Regions from separate parts of the Homo sapiens genome. Here region 2 is linked to region 1. Evidence: chromatin contacts called from ENCODE Hi-C data. All regions are on one chromosome and are shown on one strand. The core of a region is the stretch at or near the end of the contact, and the rest is flanking DNA. Distances in the headings are between cores, read along the strand shown. Region 1 overlaps ARHGEF28 (Rho guanine nucleotide exchange factor 28). Region 2 holds the start of LINC01333 (long intergenic non-protein coding RNA 1333).

Region 1 (4,334 bases), core at 624-3,123:
TAATGCTGGAAGCACGCCATCGAGACAGAAACAAAAAGGACAGCGTCAAACATCGGCCAGCCCACCGGGTTCTTCTGTACACGGCCAACACATATTTCAAAATAGGAAACACCACAAAATAATACATATTGAGTATTCTTAGATGAGGTGCTTGGATGAGCGCAGAGCAATGCATGTGGTCCCTGCCCACATGGGGCTTACACGCTAACAGACAGCAACTGACGAACCGCACAAAGTATCACCATCTTTGTACTTTTCTTTCTTGCACTGAAGTGTTCGTGTGTCGTTTGTGTTACAGAGGGTAGAATCTACATCTCACTCTCACTTAATAGGAAAATGCCTCCTGGGAAGGGTGAAATTTAAAACAGGTGCTGTAGAACAAAAGCAAGGTCTCTTGGCAGACTTAAGTCTGTAAAAAGTCTCTCTTGTGGCCAGTGCAAGAGCAGCAGACGATAAACAAGGTTTAGGAGGAAGGAGGAGTCCGAAGCAGGAGGGAGACATCTTTCTAGGAAGGCGGAGATGGCTAATACTTCACGGTCTCATAGTCATACAAACCAAGAACCTGTCCCTATCTCTGAATAACTTATTTTTTAACAATTTCTAAATGTGTTGTTTTTCTCACATTTCTTGTTATGCTTTAGATTTACAAATACTATGTATTTAAACTATGAAAACATAGAAACTAGTCCCGAAATATTTTTAAGTACCAAATACAGATTTCACTTCATCCATTAAATCTCTGTTGGCAGGATTTTATTTCTTTACCCATGTGAACTCAGTTAAAACTTAAACTGTGCCCACCTTGCACTGATTAAAACTAGAATTTTCAAAGCCCAAAACAGTGTTTTATTAGAACCATGTCCAATCCAGACCCTGACAAAATCGATATTCACTTTATGACACTGTTTGTTTGTATAATTTTTATTGTGTCTTTTTAAAACTTTATTTCCAATATAGGAAATGCTTTTTTCTTTAATAAAAATACTTATGTCTTTGGAAAATGAGAGTCCTCTAGGATTTCAAAGACCTCTTCTAATACAAAGAAGTTTTTGTCTAAACGGAAACGGCTTCAGATGAGATCAGCTAAAAACAAGTCCATTTTGTTCAAGCTGATCAGCACTTATTCACTTACAATGAGGGACATTTTATAGGTTTCTCTGTCATTTGAAAAATGGTTCTACTATTGGGTGCTATTCCTAACTCTTAAAGAGTGGCCAAAGGCATCACTAAAGAATTCACCACTCTGTTTCTCACTCCCTCATAGAAATTAGGAAAATCAAATGGGAAAGAAGCTGATGACAAGGCAGAAGAATAAAACACAGATCAGGTCCCTGTCCCTGTATCCAATTTCAGGGTGGGCCAGAGGGTCTCCAGTGAACAGAACTTTCCTAGAAGTAGAAGATACTCATCATGTATACTGAAGACTGAAAATAGAGCTGTCTGCTTGGCTTATAACCTCAGGCTGACATAAGCCTGATGAAGAAGAGCCCAGTTCTCCAAGTCATTTGCAGAACCGACCCATTCAGTCACAGTTGTAGACCTTCATTTAGAACTAGCCTTGTGCCTTGAACAACTTTATAAAGAGAATCAAACTCTCATAGCACCATGTTCCAGTCTGACCCAGAACTGAAGAGGCCTTGGGGTACAGGACCCCACCAGCCAGCTTCGGTACTTCCTCTACCTGAATCCCGACATCAGACCCCTCTAAAGAGCCTCTCAATGGTTCTGGCAAATGCCACGGGTGTCCCTTTGAAACTCTCCCCAGTCATGAGAGATGTGGATACAGACAAGGAGACCTTCACTGCCTGGCCTGAAGGGAGGGAAGGCACGACCGCGGGCTCGGGCAGCTGCAGAGGGGAGCCTCTCCAGCTGTCCCTGGGGCGAGGCTGAGAGCAGCAGATCCCTCAGCAGATCCCTGCACGTATTTTTAGACAGAGACTCCTCAATGGCATAATGAGGTTCTTCTTTTAAAAGGAAATCACCCAGGGCAGTACAACTCCCCTGATGAATCTGGGCTGTGTCAAAATGAAAAACATACGTGCGCATTCTGAAACTAGAAACTCAGGATTAGATAAAGCAGAACTTGAGAGAGGAAGATAATTAGTGGTGCTGATGTTTAAAAAAGAAAAAAAAAAGAAGTATAGAATTAAAAAGCTATACTGCATCTATATATCTTAATTAATCAAGGGATGTTGTTAAAGAAGTTCTGAGTTCAATTTAATCTTCCAATCTTGAGTTCAATTTAATCTTCTGATCTCTAACTACTGAAGACATTTTATCCATTTTATCTTACGCACATAAGACCTTGTGGAAGTAAGGTTGTTACCACCTGCACAGGATGAAAAGTATACTCTTTATGCTCTTATCTTAGAAACCTTTATGGAACTAAGTAGCCTACAACTATACATATAACAGGATAGCTAGGTTCGGGGAAATTACCTAAACCAAATCTCTACATTCTATTTTTTTTTATATTTAAAATGTTTTGAAACAATGTTTTCATAAATGAATTCTGACATGAACTAAAGTGTAGGATGGCACAGATCAAGAATTTTCTGGCACTTCTGCTTTAACCATACCACCAAACTTCGTGTGTGTGAGAGAGAGAGAAAGAGAGAGGGAGAGAGAAAGGAGGGAGACGGAGGGAGCCGTGTGTATATTTCTGGTTTTCTGAGTTGTTTTCTCAGTTGATGCACATGAGATTAGGTTTAAGGGCTTGTTCTGTAATTGACCGCAGGGACTCCTTTTTTAAAAAACCTGAAAAGTTAAAAAGTTCTTTCAAAACTGTAATGAATAAATCATATCAAAAATGAGGCAGGGTAGGGGTTGGGGAAGGTCCGATATTTGGCCGGCAAACAGAGCAGTATAACCCACCAACTACTCTTTAGATCCTCATACTTGAAACCCCAGTGTCATTATTATATGCCTATGATATTCATTTAGGCTAGCATATTTATTCTCAGTTTTTTTCTAATTTAAAAAAATATATCAAGTCCCCTTCAACCAGAGACAGTCATTGCCTTTACTTTACGTGACCACTGTAAGCTCCAGGGACTGTGCTCAGGCTCATTGCCAAGGCCTGCATTTTCACTTACAGGCAGTCGGTGATCCTGGTACATCATGAGAACTGAGTGTGTCCGCCAAGACAGAGTCTCCACAACTGTCCTCACATGATTGACTCACGGCGCCCATCTGTGAGGCCTTCACTGCAACTTGTAGGCTCTCAGCTAAGATGGAGAAAAACAAAAATAAATCTAAAAAACAAAGATAGGTATATATTTAATCTAGACCAGGAATTGGCAAATCGCATTTGGCCTGTCCCTGTTTTTATAGGACCCAGGGGCTAAAAATGATTTTTACATTTTTAAAGGTTGTCAAAACATGGGCATGTGCCTACGCACGCGCGCACACCACACACACACACCCCAGAGACTGTGTGATTTACAAAACCCAAAATACTTAGTATCTGGCCCTTTATAGGAAAAGTTTGCAGATCTTCAATCTAGACCAATACTTTTAGCATCATTTTACGACAGAGAATTAACTCAATAGAAAACTATAAACCATTATATTAAAATATCTCAAATGCAACTTTCAGTAAACTGGTATGCCTAAAAACTTCCTGTCATTCAGTTAGTATAAATATACCAGGCATTAAAATTTTAAAACCTGTTGCCCAGAAATATTAGCTATTCCTCAAAAGAGTATTTCCCTACACTTATCTTTAGAAATACAGATTCCCAGTCTTTGGCTCCAGACTTACTGGATTTGATTCTCTGGAGGAGAAAACAGGATCTGTATTTTAAATAAGCACCTGTTCTAGGGGATATTGGGCATTTGACAACTAAGAGGGGAGTTTACAGATTGGAGGAGGAAAGAGACATACACAACCCACTAGACCATACAGAAGCATGTGATCAGCACTCATCTCCATCAGCATTATTAGAGCATTATAAATGCTACTGCAGCATGGAGGAGGAAGAGCATTCTATTATCTATTAGGATTCGGAATATGTTTTTACAGGAGGTGAAAACTGAGCAGGACCTGGAAGGATGGATGGGTTTCAAGAGGAAGAGACAGAAGAAAAGAAAGGAAGGAGGAAAAGCTGTCCAGCAGAGTGAAGTCCCAGGAAGACGATTCAAGGTGCACTACTGAACTGGCTTTTTGTCGGAAGATAACTCCCTCACTCTGATAAGAACTCCTGCTCCATCTTTCGGCTGCAAATGGGGCTGGATGGTCAGTGACCCAGGGTGGATTATCCAACTGCGGCTCACGCAGCACCTCCATTGCTCTGGGTTCTAAGCAGCTGGGTCCGCCGCTGCCCCGGCACCTC
Region 2 (4,866 bases), core at 385-2,884, 420 kb before region 1:
CCTGCAGAAAGTGCTAGAATCAGCCAAGAAAGTGCTAGAATCAGCCAAGACTTCTAATTGGCAAGCCGAAGCCCTCCCCATAAACAACCCCCTACTGGTTGAATACTGAGGTGACACACTCAGTTGCATCAGCTCTAAGATTCAGGTCAATGTCTCTTATTATTTTGAATGGCATCTGATTATAGATTAATACGTGTTTTGTCTAAGGTTACCTTGAAGTGTCTTCGTTTGTCCTCATGGAAGTGACTGAGCATGCTTGATTTTTTTCCATGTTGCTTAGCTTTCAGATACAAATTAAGCAATATATTGTATTCCTTCTGTCTAACCATGTGGTTGGTATAATTTCTCCACAGACAGCTGAATTCAACAGCCTGTGTGTAGTGATTCAACATAAGTAAGGACAAAACGGTAGGTGGTAAAGGTTGTCAGAAGGACACCTGGGCCTTCACTAGGTGCTGCCACTAAAGCCAGGCCATCAGATATGGCAAACCTCAGGGTGCTGCCAAATCTTACAGACCAAATTCTTTTCACCTGGGAATTTTACCCATTCATCAGACCCAATATTTCTCCTAAGTCAGGAGACACGATGAGAATTTTATCAAATCAATTCTGCAGTTAGTAACTTGACTACCATCTAGCATGTTATTCTAGCCATCTATCCATTTCTTCAAATCATAGACTATTTCAGGATATTTCCCCAATCATACTCGGATCTCAAATGATAGGCTGAACTCACTCTGCCTCTTTTGAGTGACCACTGTGCTCAACAGAAGCACTGATGTTACCATGGTTTCCTTAGTGACAGAGATATTACAAAGGGGAGAGTATGGTTGAGGAGGCAAAGCATGAAAGGGAAAAGGGGCCTTGATATTCCTGTGTGCAGAGTGCTAGCCAGACTTCACTGCCTCACACTGGGGACAGTTGTCCAGCTCATGAAAGATTGCTGTCAGGGGATAAAAGCCTCGTTTGGCTCACTTAAGATTTGTGAAGTATGTTCTGTGCATCAGGCATTTTACCATTTTAATTTCCAGAAAAGACAGCTAATTTTTCCTGTGCATCTGGGATGTTCCCCCAGGATAGCAGAGATGAGAAGGCAGTTTTGTGGTGCCACAGTTGTATATGGGCTTAATTTGAAATGATTAGTTTCATTAGCCTTGATATTCTAATTGTATCTCTACATTTCACCATCTTGCATAGAGAATATGCAAAACAAAGGGCTATTGAGCCAGGGTTGGAAGGAGCCCTGATTTCGATTGTTTCTCATTTTCCTTTTGGTTTTCAATAGAAATCAATCCCTAGTGTTCAGTAAGGCCTCCGAGCCATTGGAGCCATTTAGCAGAGCCCTGCTAGGGTGTGCGCTTACCTGGACAGGTTCCTGACTAGTCATCCACTGCTGTCAGGACTTAAGGATGATGCTTATCAAGGTTCTTCTTATGCTGCTAGAGAAACTGCCACCTATTTCTCAGAGATTCTTTCCTGGGTAGAGGTACCTAAATGTTGCCCCAAGTTCCATGGAGTGTGATAGCCACCAGATTTGACTTCAATAATATTCTTCATCTCAGAAGCCGGGGTGACTGGGCAACTTGTAACATTTTGTGTTTGTAAGGTGGTGGGATTTTATAGAATAATGAATCTTCACAGAGCCCTGGGTTGCTAGGGAACCTCGATTTAGTTCCACTTTGGAATGAGGAAAATATGAAAAGAAAAAGAGAAGTAAATTTCTTAGAATTTCCCCACTCATGTTTCAGTGCTGATACAGAATTCCAGAATGACTGAGTATCCTAAGCCCATGTCAGTTATCTCTCAAGGTTGAAAGGAGAAACCCGGCGAAAGGATAGGGCAGTAAAAGAGAACTGAGGTGGCTGTTTGAAAGGGGCCATGTCTCCTCGGAGACACGTGTCTCTCTAGGAGGATCACTATACCGCATTGTTTCTCCATGGCTCTCATGTACTCTTTTGAGACCTTAGTGTGCTGTTTCTAGATCAACAATTTATGATATTTATTGAGCACCTGCAATGTGTCCAGCTTTGTGCTTGGTGATGTGAAGGCAAGAGATGTAAGGACCTGGTTTCTAATCTTCAAAAAAGTCTACACTGTGGTTGAAGTGGTGAGGTTTATTCAACTAAATTAATTTAGAAACTATATCAGATAGATAACATATAGAAGCTTATGCTACCTGTTTGCGGGTCAGAGGTTCCTTTCTTGCCATTGGAAAAGAGAAAGGAGAGAAAACACCAAGTGTCAGAGTCACTGGGAAAGGCTTCTAGAAGGAGGAAAAGCTTAAATTGTGGAAAAGAATAAGAAAGTCTGATAGGTCCCTGATATTTGTGAGCTTCTAATTACACCAATATCATGATAATTTCTTCCACAACAGAAACACAAAGAGAGTTTTTGCCTCCGAAATGACAAGCAGAGAACCACAAGGCAATGTTGAGATGCAGAGGGTGGCAGTTTCCCTCCTAGCAGAGTGACTCACTCATGCCTCCACTCCAGGGTGCAGGGCTTAGATTCATGACAGGTAAGAACAGGCCATAGGCCTTACAGGTGGCTTTCGAATACATGAAACCAGGGATCTACTGTATTTCAAGATGGGGAGATTTAGCATGAGGCACAGAGGTGAGACTGGTGAAGAATCTGTTCCAGCTAGGATGAAAGTTCGTGGAAGGAAGCAACAGGAACAGGGTCTGCTCGTAAAGGGTATTGAGGTTAGACCCGGTGCAATGATTCAAGAGGAATTCTTATATCTTATTGGACAAGCTAAAGATACGGGATAAGGGCTGTTTTAGAAACACTTCAATGGGAGTGGCATAGGAAAGAATTGGAGGGGAAGGAAAAACTAGAATCAAGGAGATGAGTTAGAATGTAGATTTTATGAGAGGATGGAGATTGCACTGGCAGAAAAGAAAGGGCAAGTCAGCAAGATTCTGCAAATAATAGGCTTTGGTGATAAATTTTCATAGACTATGAGGAAGGAGATGAAGAAAAAGGAGGGTAAGAAAAGACGGTCTTAGCGATACTCCACAACTTCCCGATACTCCGTTGTCTAAAGTAGTTTCTCCACTGTGCATGTGTGCTGGGTGATGCTTCACATGCAAAACACTCCGTGGGCCCATGGTTGTAGTTCTCTTTTTTGAAAAATTACAAACATTTAAAATTGTGGTAAAATGTACATAGCATTAAATTGATCATATTAGCCATTTTTGAGTTATACAGTGCGGTAGTGTCAAATACATTCATATTGTTGTGTAGCCAGTCTCCAGAACCGTTTTCATCTTGCAAAACAGAAACTCGGTACCCATTAAACAACAACTTCACATTATCAACCACCCCTCTCCTTTCTGTCTGTAACTCTCATACAGTATTTTTCCTTTTATGACTGGCTTATCTTACTTAACATCATGTCCTCAAGCTTCATCCATATTGTTGTGTGTGTCAGAATTTCCTCCTTTTTTAAGGCCGAATAATATTCTGTTGTACATATGTACCACATTTTGTTTATTCATTCATCCACGGGTGGACATTTGGGTTACTTCCACCAATTGGCTATTGTGAATAATACTGCTATAAATGTGGGTGTTCAAATATTTCTTCAAGACCTTGCTTTCAATTCTTTTGGGTATATACCCAGAAATGGAATTGTTACATCATATGGTGATTCTATTTTCAATTTTTTGAGGAGCCACCATATTGCTTTTCAGAGTGGCTGCAGCATTTAACATTCCCACCAGCAGTGCACAGGCATTTCGAATTTCTCCATATTCTCACTTTATTTTCTGTTTTGTTGTTTTTCGTATTTTTTGCTTGTTGTTGTAGTCATCCTGATAGTTGTGAGGTGGCCCGTGGTTGGATTTTGAAGGTATGTCATTCCACTCACTGGGTGTAATTCTGTCTCTTTTTCTGTCATTTAAGAAAACACACTGGAATACATGAGTTTATGAATGACTTTGAAATGGTGAGAATATTGAGTCAGCTCTAGTTTGTCTTTTGTAATGGAACTCATTCTGACACCTTGGTATTCTATCATGAGTAACAACTTATTTGTGACACTCCCTATGACTTACTGAGACTCATCAGTGAGTCCTGACGTCACAGTTGAGAACCACTCCTCACTGAATTGAGTTTACAATACAAAATATTTCTTCATAAACACCCAATGAAAACAGCACGTTCCCCCCGGAATCAGTGCTACCAAAAGTAAGGAAAAAGCAAAAGTAAAAAGGAAAGCCAGTCATGTAACAAGATTTTATTTCCTCCCAAGTGGCTTTATCAGAGACACTTATCAGAAACAATGCCTCTCTCCATTTACAGAAACTCTGAAATCCAAGGTTTGAAACCTGAGGCCGAAGTACCTATCACTCCTCTCTTAGGTAGATGGTTAGTGGTTCCCACCTGTCCGACTTGGTCATGTGGCAGCATCTAGAAAGGCAAAGCTATAACAATGAACAAGAGTGTTTTCTTTTTTTTTTTCTGAGGTTTCATTTACACCAACAGGCTTTGTTCAGTTTAAGGAAAAAAAAAATTTTTCCAGCAAGGAACTTACATCTGTAGAACTGCTGTAGACACTTAATAAGTAATCTAAGTACACAGTAGCTTCTAAGGCCCCTCAAAGATGATGAAAAGCTGAGGATGCCAAATGCTATACCCCTAGACTACTGTGGAATAGAAAAAAGATAGATCTTTGGCCAGAGATTCTGGTGGCAACTTTCTCCCAGCAATTTCTCCTCAAGGCCAGGGGGAAGAAAAAAATATACATAGAGGGTGTGATATCAGAAAGGCCAAGAAAAATACCCCAGTGTATTTTGTGTCTGGATGATTCCTGATATTGTTCTACTTGAGTGCTTTATCCCTAGTCAACAACTCTTTAAG

What was found. Hi-C counts contacts between places; a loop is a spot of excess contacts on that map. Pooled maps may share reads with other maps.
Region 2: a loop to region 1 is called in a map of PC-9, with 4 times the contacts of the local background. The contact joins the promoter of LINC01333 here to the enhancer-like site in region 1. A Hi-C loop is called at or near these places in 2 of 168 maps with a recorded cell type or tissue (PC-9 and mammary epithelial cell), 3 of 37 single-sample maps with no recorded cell type and 10 of 50 pooled maps.

Annotation. Positions count from the first base shown.
Region 1 is chr5:73,896,855-73,901,188 of GRCh38, reverse strand. It overlaps ARHGEF28 (Rho guanine nucleotide exchange factor 28), which reads right to left. Exons shown (of 36, transcript NM_001177693.2): 30 at 3,096-3,227; 31 at 1-5. Among named protein-coding and RNA genes, the nearest start is that of LINC02122, 200 kb to the left of the region's middle. Within about 2 kb of position 1,873, at least 2 of the 41 ENCODE cell types and tissues checked have a DNase peak (open chromatin) inside an H3K27ac peak, as active enhancers do.
Region 2 is chr5:74,318,355-74,323,220 of GRCh38, reverse strand. LINC01333 (long intergenic non-protein coding RNA 1333) reads right to left here and starts at 1,634. Exons shown (of 5, transcript NR_197443.1): 1 at 1,364-1,634.